Regions from separate parts of the Homo sapiens genome. Here region 2 is linked to region 1. A link is a loop called in an ENCODE intact Hi-C map of the cell type or tissue named here. Cell type or tissue: heart left ventricle. All regions are shown on one strand. Links, peaks and the distances in the headings refer to the core of each region. The heading gives the core; the rest is flanking DNA.

Region 1 (5,382 bases), core at 266-5,265:
GGGGTAGCTGCTAAACTGTAACGTTATACCCACATAAAACAGCCCTCAGAATCAAAGGGAAAACAAATATGTTTTCATATGAGAAAAAAATGAGAATATATATAACCAGCAGAGCAGCTTACATAAATACTGAAGATAATACTCTTCAAGAAGAAAAAAAGGAATAATAATCCCAGAATACTGGGTCCAAATCTTGACTGCAATTTTCTGGCTTTGTGAACTGTGGTAAATTACTTCCTTGTGTGTTATCTTAAAATGGGAATAATCAGAGTTCCTCCTCATAGGATTGTTTTGAAGTTTAAGCAAGCCGAAAGACAAGTAGCATTCACAAAATCTATGCCCCTTGGCACAAAATTAATACCTGCTAGTTGTTATTTTAGGGGAAGCTTTGTAAGAAAAGAGGCAATTAGGTGGCACCTCCACGCTAATGTCACTAAAAATTATCCTAAGGAACATAAGAAAGATCTCAAGAAACCCACCTGTGATGTGCAGGCGGAAGGAGACCCTCTGGCCCCTGGCCTCGCAGCTGTAGTCCCCGGCATCTGTCTTGCCTGCCTGCTGCACCACCAGCCTCCGTCTGCAGCCCTTGGCCTCTACATGCACTTTCAAGCTGGAGCTCAGCTTCTTCCCATCTTTGTACCACATCACCTCCGTCTGGGCCTGGGCCACCTCGCAGCTCAGCGTGGCACTGGCCCCTGCCTCAGCCTGCACCTCACTGTGTGCCACCTGGTCCTTGGCAAACACCACCTTGGGCTCTGGGGACAGAGTGGGACACACAGGGTCAGACATATTCCAATTACTAGAACTGAATGAGGGCCCACCTTCTTGATCTCAAAACTCTGATGGTTCAGCCACAAGCCTGCCCTGTTCCTGGATTTCTCAACAAAAAGAACTTTACGTTTTGAAGATGCACAGGGCAGGCAATAGGTTAGTTCTCAGAATCTGAAGCCTCCCAGTTAGATAATTTTCAGACTGGTATATGCTGCAATTCAGGCTCTGGCATTTATTTACCAGCTGTGATCTCCTAAGTATACAAACAAAGAGAAGGACAGTTTGTGACCTGCACACCAATGCATAGGTATTTTCAGACATAATTCCTTAAGTAACACTGGCAAAATGGGCAGTAGCACTGACTCACAAAGGACTGCTAATGCAGCCTACAACTTCTAGAGGGCCAATTGCCATTGGTATAATCTAATCCTAGGCCTTGGGATTGGATCTTTTCATTATTTTGGTTTCCTCATATCACTACTTTCAGCACCTATTATGTTACTTTAGATGACATTTTCCTCTTATGAAGTGTATCTATTGGTAATTCTCTCAGGAAGGTTTTGTGAATGGTAAACTCTGTCAATCTACTTCCTGAAAATGTCTTTATTTCACACTCACTTTTGAATGATAGCTTAGCTGGGTATAGAATTCTAGGTTGACAGCTGTTTTCCCTTGCTAATTTGGACATTATGCCATTATTTCATTTCTGGGCTCCTCATTGCTGCTGAAAAATCTATAGGAAAGGTAACTGTTGTTCTGTTAATATATTCTTCTGTCTGGTAGTTTTAAGGCTCTCCTCTTGGTTTTTGGCCTTCTACAATTCACTATGATATGTCTAGCCGAGAATTTATCTTCTTTACACTTACAATGATTCCTTGTGAGTCTATAAATTTAGGATTCATGTTGTTTATCATTTCTGAAATTTTTCTGCATGGCCTCTTTTATTATTTTTGCTTCTTCCTCACTCTCTGTAGTTTATCCTAAAAGTCCTTTTTTAAATTTACTAAAAACGTATACATTTATTATGAACAATGTGTTTTGAAATATGTATATACTGTGGAATTGCTAAATTGTGCTAGTTAACATATGCATTACCTCATATATGTATCGTTTTATGGTGAGAACACTAAAAATCCACTCTCTTAGCAATTTTCAAGAATACAATACATTGTTATTAACTACAGTCACCATGTTGTACAATAGATCTCTTGAACTTATTCCTCCAAACTGAAACTTTGTACACTTTGACCAACATCTCCATGACCTAGCTCCCCCTCAAGCCTCCGGTACTTTACTCTCCACTTCTACGAGTTCAACATTTTTGGATTCCACATATAAGTGAGACTGTGCAGTAACTGTCTTTATGTTTTATTTCACTTAACATAACATCCTCCAGCTTCACCCATGTAGTTGAGTGGCAGCTGAATAGCATCCCCCTGCATACCATAATATACAACACATATTCTTCATCCATTCATCTGCTGTTGGACACTTAGATTTTTTAAAAATCTTTTTAAAAACATATTTGTGCCCAACATACAAAAGATGGTGTTTTTATGTTGTAAATTAATTTTTACAAAGGAAATAATGATGCATCCAGCTGCCTGCCTTTCACTAGCTCATCCTTGGTGACCTGGTGGCTCTGCTAGGGCTGGCAGATGGACAGCAGCAGGTGGTGAGGCTCTGACACCCCCTCATGTCACAGCAGTAACCGGAGGCCACAGAGGCCAGAACCAGCCCTGCATCTTACCCCTGCTCTCTCTCTTGCCCTTCAAAGCCTGGTTGGGGAAACAGCTGTAGACACCAGCTGTGTCCACATCCTCATCTCAGATCTGCTTAGCAGCCATGGAGCCCTTGCTCCTGCTAAGGTCACCTGTGCCCACTGGGGCTGCGGTCCTTCAGCCCTTCCCCAGCCGCTCCTGCTTCACCATGGCATTCACACCTGCACGTCACTTATGCATCAAAGTCTTCACTGACCCCAAAATACGACTCTCTAGATTCTCTTCCTGCTCCTTTGGGCCTCTTCCTTGGTGGTCTCAGCCTCCTCAGTGTTGCCCCAGGGCGAGCCTTGTTATCACGGTCCCTTGCCCATGGTGTCCTGGTGCACGCCCACCCTCTCCTGCCGTTGACATGCCAACAAATCCCAAAGCTCCCTTGTCAGCTCAGCATCGACCGAGGTCCAGCCCAGAGAGCTACTCCCTCCTGGATGTCCCACATAGGCTAATATAGCAACCCCCAACATCCCCAGCACTTTCTTTATCTGTCCTGACCCACCTGCAAGTTTTCCCCTCCAGGCTTGAACCAGGCATGGATAAAGGTGTTTAGGCTGTTGCTCAAGACTCTGAGAAATCCGCCATCTTGCTAAATACAGAGAAAGCCACCCTGCTTGGCCCTGAGCCAGAGTCCTCATCCCTGAGATAAACTCCATACCCTGACCCCTCATGGCAGACATGCCTGGGTGGGACATCTGCCTTCTTGCTGTCTGTTACAAGAATATGCTGCAGTCCTCCTCTGTAAGCAAGTTCCTCTAATAAAGCTCTGGACTGATCGCCCTGGGGTTTGGTGCTTCTTTCTGTGGAATCCTAAGCATCCCACTGTGGGACGGTTTGGGGCACTCCCTTGTGGGAACTCCTTGCCACTGCCTTTGTGGCAACTCCAGCCCCAGGTTGGACAGGACGGAACAGCTCCTCACCCATTTCTCCCCGCACACCTACTCCTTGCCTACTGCCCCATCTCAGATACAGCCCCTGCATCTACGCATCTGCCCAAGCTTGCAGTTCACCTCCCATCTCCTCTGTTCTCAACCCTGAACCCACCTGGCCACCACTCTGTTGTGCTCCACCTCTGGTTTTTTTTTTCTTTTTTTTTTTTTTGAGACGGAGTCTTGCTCTGTTGCCCAGGCTGGAGTGCAGTGGCGCAATCTTGGCTCACTGCAAGCTCCGCCTCCTGGGTTCATGCCATTCTCCTGCCTCAGCCTCCCAAGTAGCTGGGACTACAGGTGCCCACCACCATGCCTGGCTAACTTTTTGTATTTTTAGTAGAGACAGGGTTTCACCGTGTTAGCCAGGATGGTCTCAATCTCCTGACCTCGCGATCCGCCCGCCTCGGCCTCCCGAAGTGCTGGGACTACACTTCGGGCCACCGCGCCCCAGCCTGTGCTCCACCTCTTAAATGGCTCTTGAGCCTATGGCCTCCTCTCCACCCTCGGGACCTCGGGCCCTCTGCAGACCCAGCCCTCTCCTCCACCCACGGGACCACTGTCCCTCTGTAGGCCCGGCCCTCCCCTCCCTGGACCAGGCAGGGCAGAGCCTCCCGCCTCTGATCCCCCCCATCCTAATCTAGTCTCCATGGTGCAGTCAAAGTCTAACTGTGAAACTTCTATGTTTTCATCCCCAGGAATTAAGGACCAAAGTCCACTCCGGAGGTGTACAGGACAGCCCAAGTGAGTGGACACCAGCTTTCAAATGCACCTCCAAGTCCACACCTGTCTTCAAAACGATCACTAAAAGAGCTGCTGTGTTTTTAAACCAAGTTGACTAAGTGTTACCGCCTCACTGAGCATGCTGAGGAGTCCCAGAGCCGAACCTCTGCAGCCAGATGTTCTCAGGGACCCGGGTATGGATTCAGGCACTGCGAGGATCTTGCAAGGACCCACACAGCAGCCTGTCAGCAACGTGTCTTCAGCAGCGGTGCTAGCACTGGGCATGTGGCAGACCAGCATCCCGCATGAGCACCTCTAAGCATGAGCACAGATGCAAATCCAGTCACACAGCCGCAGCATACTCAACCAGCTGGGCAGCTACATCTGCTGCTCATTCCATGGCCCTCGAATCTGCCTGATCACCAAGGGAGGGCTTCCCCAAGCTCTTTGACATTTGTTATGTTTGCTTTAGAGAAGGACTCACAAAGTACTTTCAGGGAAACTGTGTCTCTTTGATATGCACTTCACAAAATCACTCACAATCACACTGCATGTGGATGTGTTTGAGAATGGGAATGTGTTTTAATATGTGTATGTAATATGTATGAGCAAGTGTGTATGTTTAAGTGTGTTTTCATGTGTATGTGTATCATGCATGTATTTGTGTGTATGAGATGAAGCATGTGTATGCACATGTGTGTACGTTTGTGTATATGTGTTTAAATGTGTATATGTATGTGTGCAAGTGTACATGTGTTTGAATGTATGTATATGGTATAAGTGTGTATGGGGGTATATGTGTATATAGGTGTATGTGGGAGTGAGGTGTCTGTGCGTGTATATATGTAGGTGAGTGCATATGTAGGTATTGTGTGTGTATTATGTTTAGGTTTGTGTGTGTCTATGTATGTGTGTGTATATATGTCTTGTGTGTTGTTTGTGTGTATTTAAATGTATTTATGCATATGTAAATGTGTTGTTGGGATATGTATGCATGTATGTGCAAGTGTGTGTGTGTGAGTTTATATGTGTGTGTGTTCATGTGTGGGTGGTGTATGTGTGAGTGCATGTGTATGTTGTGCAAGTGTGTGTAGGTGCATGTGAGTGCACGTGTGCATGTGTGTACATTCATACGTGTGAGTGCATGTGTGTGTAGGTGTGCATGTTAGAATGTGTGTGTGCATATGAGT
Region 2 (5,382 bases), core at 133-5,132, 58 kb before region 1:
GAGGGTAGAGGGCACAGGCCTGGAAGTAAGGCTGTCTCCTCCTCAGTTACAGAGAGCCAGACACCTCCACTCAGGGCTGAGGGGGTAGAGTTGCAACCCTGTTGGGTCGAGAGGACTAGGTATTAATCCAAAGCCTTAAAACCTAATAATATTTGTCCTGCTAGGGTTACACCTTACTTGGGACCCGTGACTCATTCCTCCTTTCCAGTTTCTCCCTGATTCAGAATGTCCATCCTATGCCTGTCCCACCATTGTGACTTCAAAACAAATAACTTGTCTGATTTCACAGCCTCACAGATGAAGAAAAATTTTGCCTCTGTATAAGTCACACTTTATCTCCCTCACAGTTGACTCAGATGATATTTAGAGGTGATTTGGACTAGTTGATATTGAAATGGGCTAAGATTTGGGACTGTTAGGAAGAAGTAAACATATTTTGCACGTGAGAAGGCCATGAATTTTGAGAATCCAGATGGTGGAGTGTTATGGTCTGAATTGTGCCTCAGAAAAAATGCATATGTTGAAGTCCTAACCCCCAGTACACGTCAGAATATCACTGTATTTAAAGACAATCATTGAAAGGAAAAATGAGGTTGTTAGGGTGGTTCCAAATCCAGTATGACTGGTGCTCTTATAAAAAGAGGTTAGGACACACACATGCACACAGAGGGACATCCATGTGAAGACATGGGGAGAAGACAGCTGTCTACAAGAAGAGAGGAGCTGACATCTTGATCTTGAGATTTCAGCCCCATACTTCTGAGAAAATAAATCTGTGTTATTTGAGCCACCCTGTCTGCAGTGCTTTGTTACGTTAGCCTGAGCAGATGAAGACAATACTCCTTTAGAAGCTTGGAATGACCACAAGGATCAATCAGAACACTCACCAGCCTGAAGAGGGGCCTGGCCTGAGCCATCGCTATGTCTGTCAAAGGACATACATTTCCTGACCTCCATGCCTGAGGCTCAAGAGCTGGTGGACATCCACAGGCCTTTGCAAGATGGCAGGGGCCCCAGACAGCTCTCCTGGACCCTGACACCTGCCTGCTGCTCTCCCTGTCCTGACACCTGGGGACCCTGCACTATTCACCCTTGGGGTCTGTATGCCCAGGCCCTAGATTAGGCCATCCAAGTGGGTCCTCAGCATGCATTTGTGAGATGGACCACAAAGATGAGTGACTGAATAAAATGTCAACGACACTGAGAGACACTGGGAGAGCACAGAACATGTGGGTTAAGTGGGGGAAGACAGAAGTCACTCAGGTGGTCACATGTGGTCTTTACCCCTGACAGTGAGCGTGGCCGAGGTCCTCTCCTGCTCACATATGCACGAGTATTCTCCAGCATCTGCTATGACCAGGCCACGAATCTGCAGCTCACAACTGGTCCCATCCTGCTTCAGGCTGTACCTGTCCCCATCTTTGAGGGTGTTGGGCCCCTTTCTCCACTCCACGGGGGCCGCCTTTCTCAGCTTACATTGCAATGTGACTGTAGCCCCTTCTGTGGCCTTCTGGTTTCTCATATCCTCTATGAATCTGGCAGGCAGGGCTGAGAAGGACCAAACAGTCACTGATATCATCAGACTGTCTGGAGGATTTTTCGGACAGAACATGGACACCAATAAGGAGCCACACAAACCACCAAAGGACCATAGCTAGATGAGCAATATATAAACAATGAGAAGGCAAATGGCCCAGGAGGCACAGAGAACACACAGGGACATGCATGAGCAGGAGGACATCTACTGATGAGAAGGGGAGGCAGGAGATACCTAGAGGGCCCCAGTTAGAGGACAGACAATCACAGGGTTTCCACAGGAGATGTGCCACATTTGGAGGCAGAAGGTGGTGACACAGAGAGGTGTATACACCAAGCCACAAGCCCACATGGCCACATAGGATCTTTACCCCTGACAGTGAGTGTAGCTGAGGTCCTCTCCTGCCCACACACACATGAGTACACCCCGTTATCTGCCATAGCCAGGCCATGAATCTGCAGCTCACACACAGCCCCGTCTTGTCTCAGGCTGTATTTGTCCCCATCTCTGAGAGCCTCAAGGCCTTTCCTCCACTCCACAGGGGCTGCCTTGCTCAGCTCACATTGCAGTGTGGCTGTGGCCCCTTCCATGGCCTCTTCATTCCTCAGACCCTCTGTGAACCTGGCAGGCAGGGCTGGTGGAGGGATCAGAAAGACATGGACACAATTACATTGAGCACATGAAAGAGACAGGACATGGATGGCACAGAGAAGACACAAAGCCCAACTGGACACAGACCACATGCAGGGTATGCCAAGCACAGGCTGTAGATTCCCTCTGTTCAGCCTGGTAACATCACGAAGTAACCACGAAGGAGCCCCTTCGTGGGCTCCTCAGGCCTCAGAGATAACGTGAATCTGCCATGCAGGGCCAGAGAGGGTCAGAAAACACAAAGAACATTAAATTCCTTGGAAAGCGCTGGTAGATAGGACATGACAAGATGAAAGACAAGACACAATCCAATAGAACAGGGCCCACAGTATCACAGGAGAGGGAATCTGGATGTAGATGAGAGTTTCTTCTGGTTCCTTCAGCAGCCCAGGAAGCTGGAAGGGATAGTGTGGCATGACGTGAAGAGTGTGGCAGTCTGGGGGAGACCATGCAATGAGCAGAGATTGATGGCAAGAAGTGAACAACTGGACACCAGAACGCAGATCTGGACAGATGGACTTTACCCCTGACAGTGAGCGTGGCCGAGGTCCTCTCTTGTCCACACATGCATGAGTATTCCCCAGCATCCGCCACAGACAGGTCATGGATCTGCAGCTCACACCTCGTCCCATCCTGCTTCAGGCTGTATCTGCCCCCATCTCTGAGGGTCTCAGGACCCTTCTTCCATTCCACAGGGGCCACCTTGCTCAGCTCACACTGCAGTGTAGCTGTGGCCCCTTCTGAGGCCTCCTTGGTCTTCAGATCTTGAGTGAATCGTGCAGGCAGGGCTAGGAAGGGTCACATGGACAGAAGCCATCAAACCCTCTGGAGGATCTGAGGGACGCAACCTGATTATCTAGGAAGGAAACAGAAGCAGATCTCGAAGACATGGGATAAGGCGGACCAAAGACCATGTGAGACTGAGGTCTTCCTGTGTTCTGCCTATGAGGTGCAGATTGGCTGAGAGATGGGCTCCATCCTGGATCTCTTCTCAAAGGGCATCTTGTCCTACCCATGTCCTATCATTACTAGGAAGCAAGACAGGCTCCTGCAACTTCCACATATGCAATAATGTGATACATCTCTCTCTTCTCTCTCTCTCTTTCTCCAGCCTCACAGGAGGCACCTCCTTGTCCTGACACCTGCTTCCCATTCTCATACAGGAGATACCCATCCCAGGCAGGGCTTCCATCCAGCACTGCTCATGCATGGGCATACCTCGGCTCACTGCCAACCATCCCAGCCCACACAAGGACCTGCTGTCTCCACCTCACTGCTCCTGTCCTGACTTTACTGGATACACATTGCCTTGGCTCAATCACCAAAACCCCCAACAGACTCCAGATGCGGCTTCTACATCACACCTCTGACCCTTCAACCTGCTGTCCTCTCTTCCCTCCTGACTCTAAGCAAAGTGAGAGCTCACAAGGTACAATGGAGCAAGCCCCACCCTGGTTACCCCGTTATGGTCTGATTGTGTCCCCCCAAATTAATACATTCAAACCTAACCTCTAGAACCTCAGAGCATGACTGTATTAAAGATAGGGCCTTTAAAGTGGTAACTAAGGTTAAATGAGGTTGTCAGGGTGTGCCCAACTCCAATATGACTGGTGTCCTTATAAAAAGCAGATATTAGGACACAGAGACACACTGAGGAGTGACCATGTGAAAAAACAGAAGACCGCATCAACAAGCCAAGGAGAGAAGCCTCAGAGGAAGTCAACCTAATAACACTTCACCTCAGACATCTAGTCAGAAAACTAACACAAATATTGGTACCAGGAGTAGGGTGCCATTGTAACAATTATCTAAAAATGTGGAAGTGGCTTTGGAACTGGGTAATGGATGGAGGCTGGATGATATTTGAAGTGCATGTTGGAAAAAACCTAGATTGCTGTGAACAACCTGTTCATGGAAAGATGGACATTAAAAAAGATGGACATCTGGTCAGACCTCAGATGGAAATAAAGAACAGGTTATTGAAAAGGGGAGGAAAGGCGATCCTCATTATTAAGTGGCAAAGAACTTGTCCGAATTGTGTTGTGTGTGGAAGGTAGGACTAAGAAACAATAAAATTTTGCATGTTTAGTTGAGGAAATTTCTAAGTAAAGTGTTGAAGATGAAACCTGTTTTCTCTTTGCTGCTTATTGTAAAGTGCAAGAGGAGGGAAATAAATTGAAGAAGGAATTGTAAATAAAAAAGGAACCAATACTTGAAGCTTTGGAAATTCTTCAGCCTAACCACATGGTAAAAAATGAGAAACTGTTCTGAAGAGAACATCAAGGGTGTGGCTAGACAACCATTTGCTAAAGCACCAGGTGTGCAATTTATGGATCCAATTAGTCATCTCAACAGAAGCCAGGAATAGAGATGCAGTTATCTGGAAAAGCCTCTTGTCTGATGGTGTGGACCTCCATGAATTGCATGGGAGGCCAACTCAGTTTCTGATAATCTTATACCAGCAGATTCGAGTGAACTGGATTGAGGTGGGATAAAATGAAGGAAGGCTATCAGACTTCTGGGATTCAACAGAATGAGCTAATATCACTATATGGCTGCAAACATGTCTTATCCTTCAAAATAAAAGAATGACCCCAAAGGCATCAGCAGGGCTTCCACTGCCACTACAGGTCCAGGGATCAGGACCACCTCTTCCCAGAATGGAGGGGGAGAGGCTGTTACCCAAGGATGAGTGGATAAGATATTACCCAGGTCTGAGAGATTGGGGATAACACTCTGGTTGGCATGGAGGACTGGAATTAAGTCAAAGAGAATTATTTTTCAGACTTTAAAAAAAAAGGTAGAGATGGGGTCTCACTGTTACCCAGGCTGGAGTGCAGTGGTACAATTATAGCTCACTGCAACCTCAAACTCCCAGGCTCAAGTGATCTTCATGCCTCAGCCTCCCTAGTAACTGGAACCCCAGATGTGTACCACCAAACCTAACAATTTCTTTTTTCTTTTAGGAAAAGGGTCTTGCTATATTTCCAGGCTGGTCTAGAACACCTGGCCTCAAGTAATCCTCCTGCCTCGGCCACCCAATGTGCTAGGATTATAGAGATGAGCCACTGTACTGAGTCACCAGCCTTAAAATCTAGTGAAATTTGCTCTGCTAGGTTCAGACCTGCATAAGATCCTGACCTGTTTTTTCTTTCCAACTTCCCCTCTTTTGAACAGGAACGTCTATCCTATGC

Evidence for each region. Hi-C counts contacts between places; a loop is a spot of excess contacts. Peaks named below come from ENCODE experiments on the same cell type or tissue, not always from the same donor. Only the 100,000 strongest peaks of a DNase experiment are listed, where the experiment ranks them.
Region 2: it touches region 1 in a loop (8-fold over the local background); 1 of 110 quality-filtered maps calls a loop at or near these places.

What each region holds. Positions count from the first base shown.
Region 1 is chr1:228,238,556-228,243,937 of GRCh38, reverse strand. It overlaps OBSCN (obscurin, cytoskeletal calmodulin and titin-interacting RhoGEF), which reads right to left. Exons shown (of 116, transcript NM_001386125.1): 11 at 480-755. Among named protein-coding and RNA genes, the nearest start is that of OBSCN-AS1, 28 kb to the right of the region's middle. In heart left ventricle, for the core only: no CTCF peak of the experiment used is centred there; no DNase peak of the experiment used is centred there.
Region 2 is chr1:228,296,048-228,301,429 of GRCh38, reverse strand. It overlaps OBSCN (obscurin, cytoskeletal calmodulin and titin-interacting RhoGEF), which reads right to left. Exons shown (of 116, transcript NM_001386125.1): 49 at 2,713-2,976; 50 at 1,908-2,171; 51 at 1,285-1,548. Among named protein-coding and RNA genes, the nearest start is that of OBSCN-AS1, 85 kb to the right of the region's middle. In heart left ventricle, for the core only: no CTCF peak of the experiment used is centred there; a DNase peak (open chromatin) is centred at 2,749.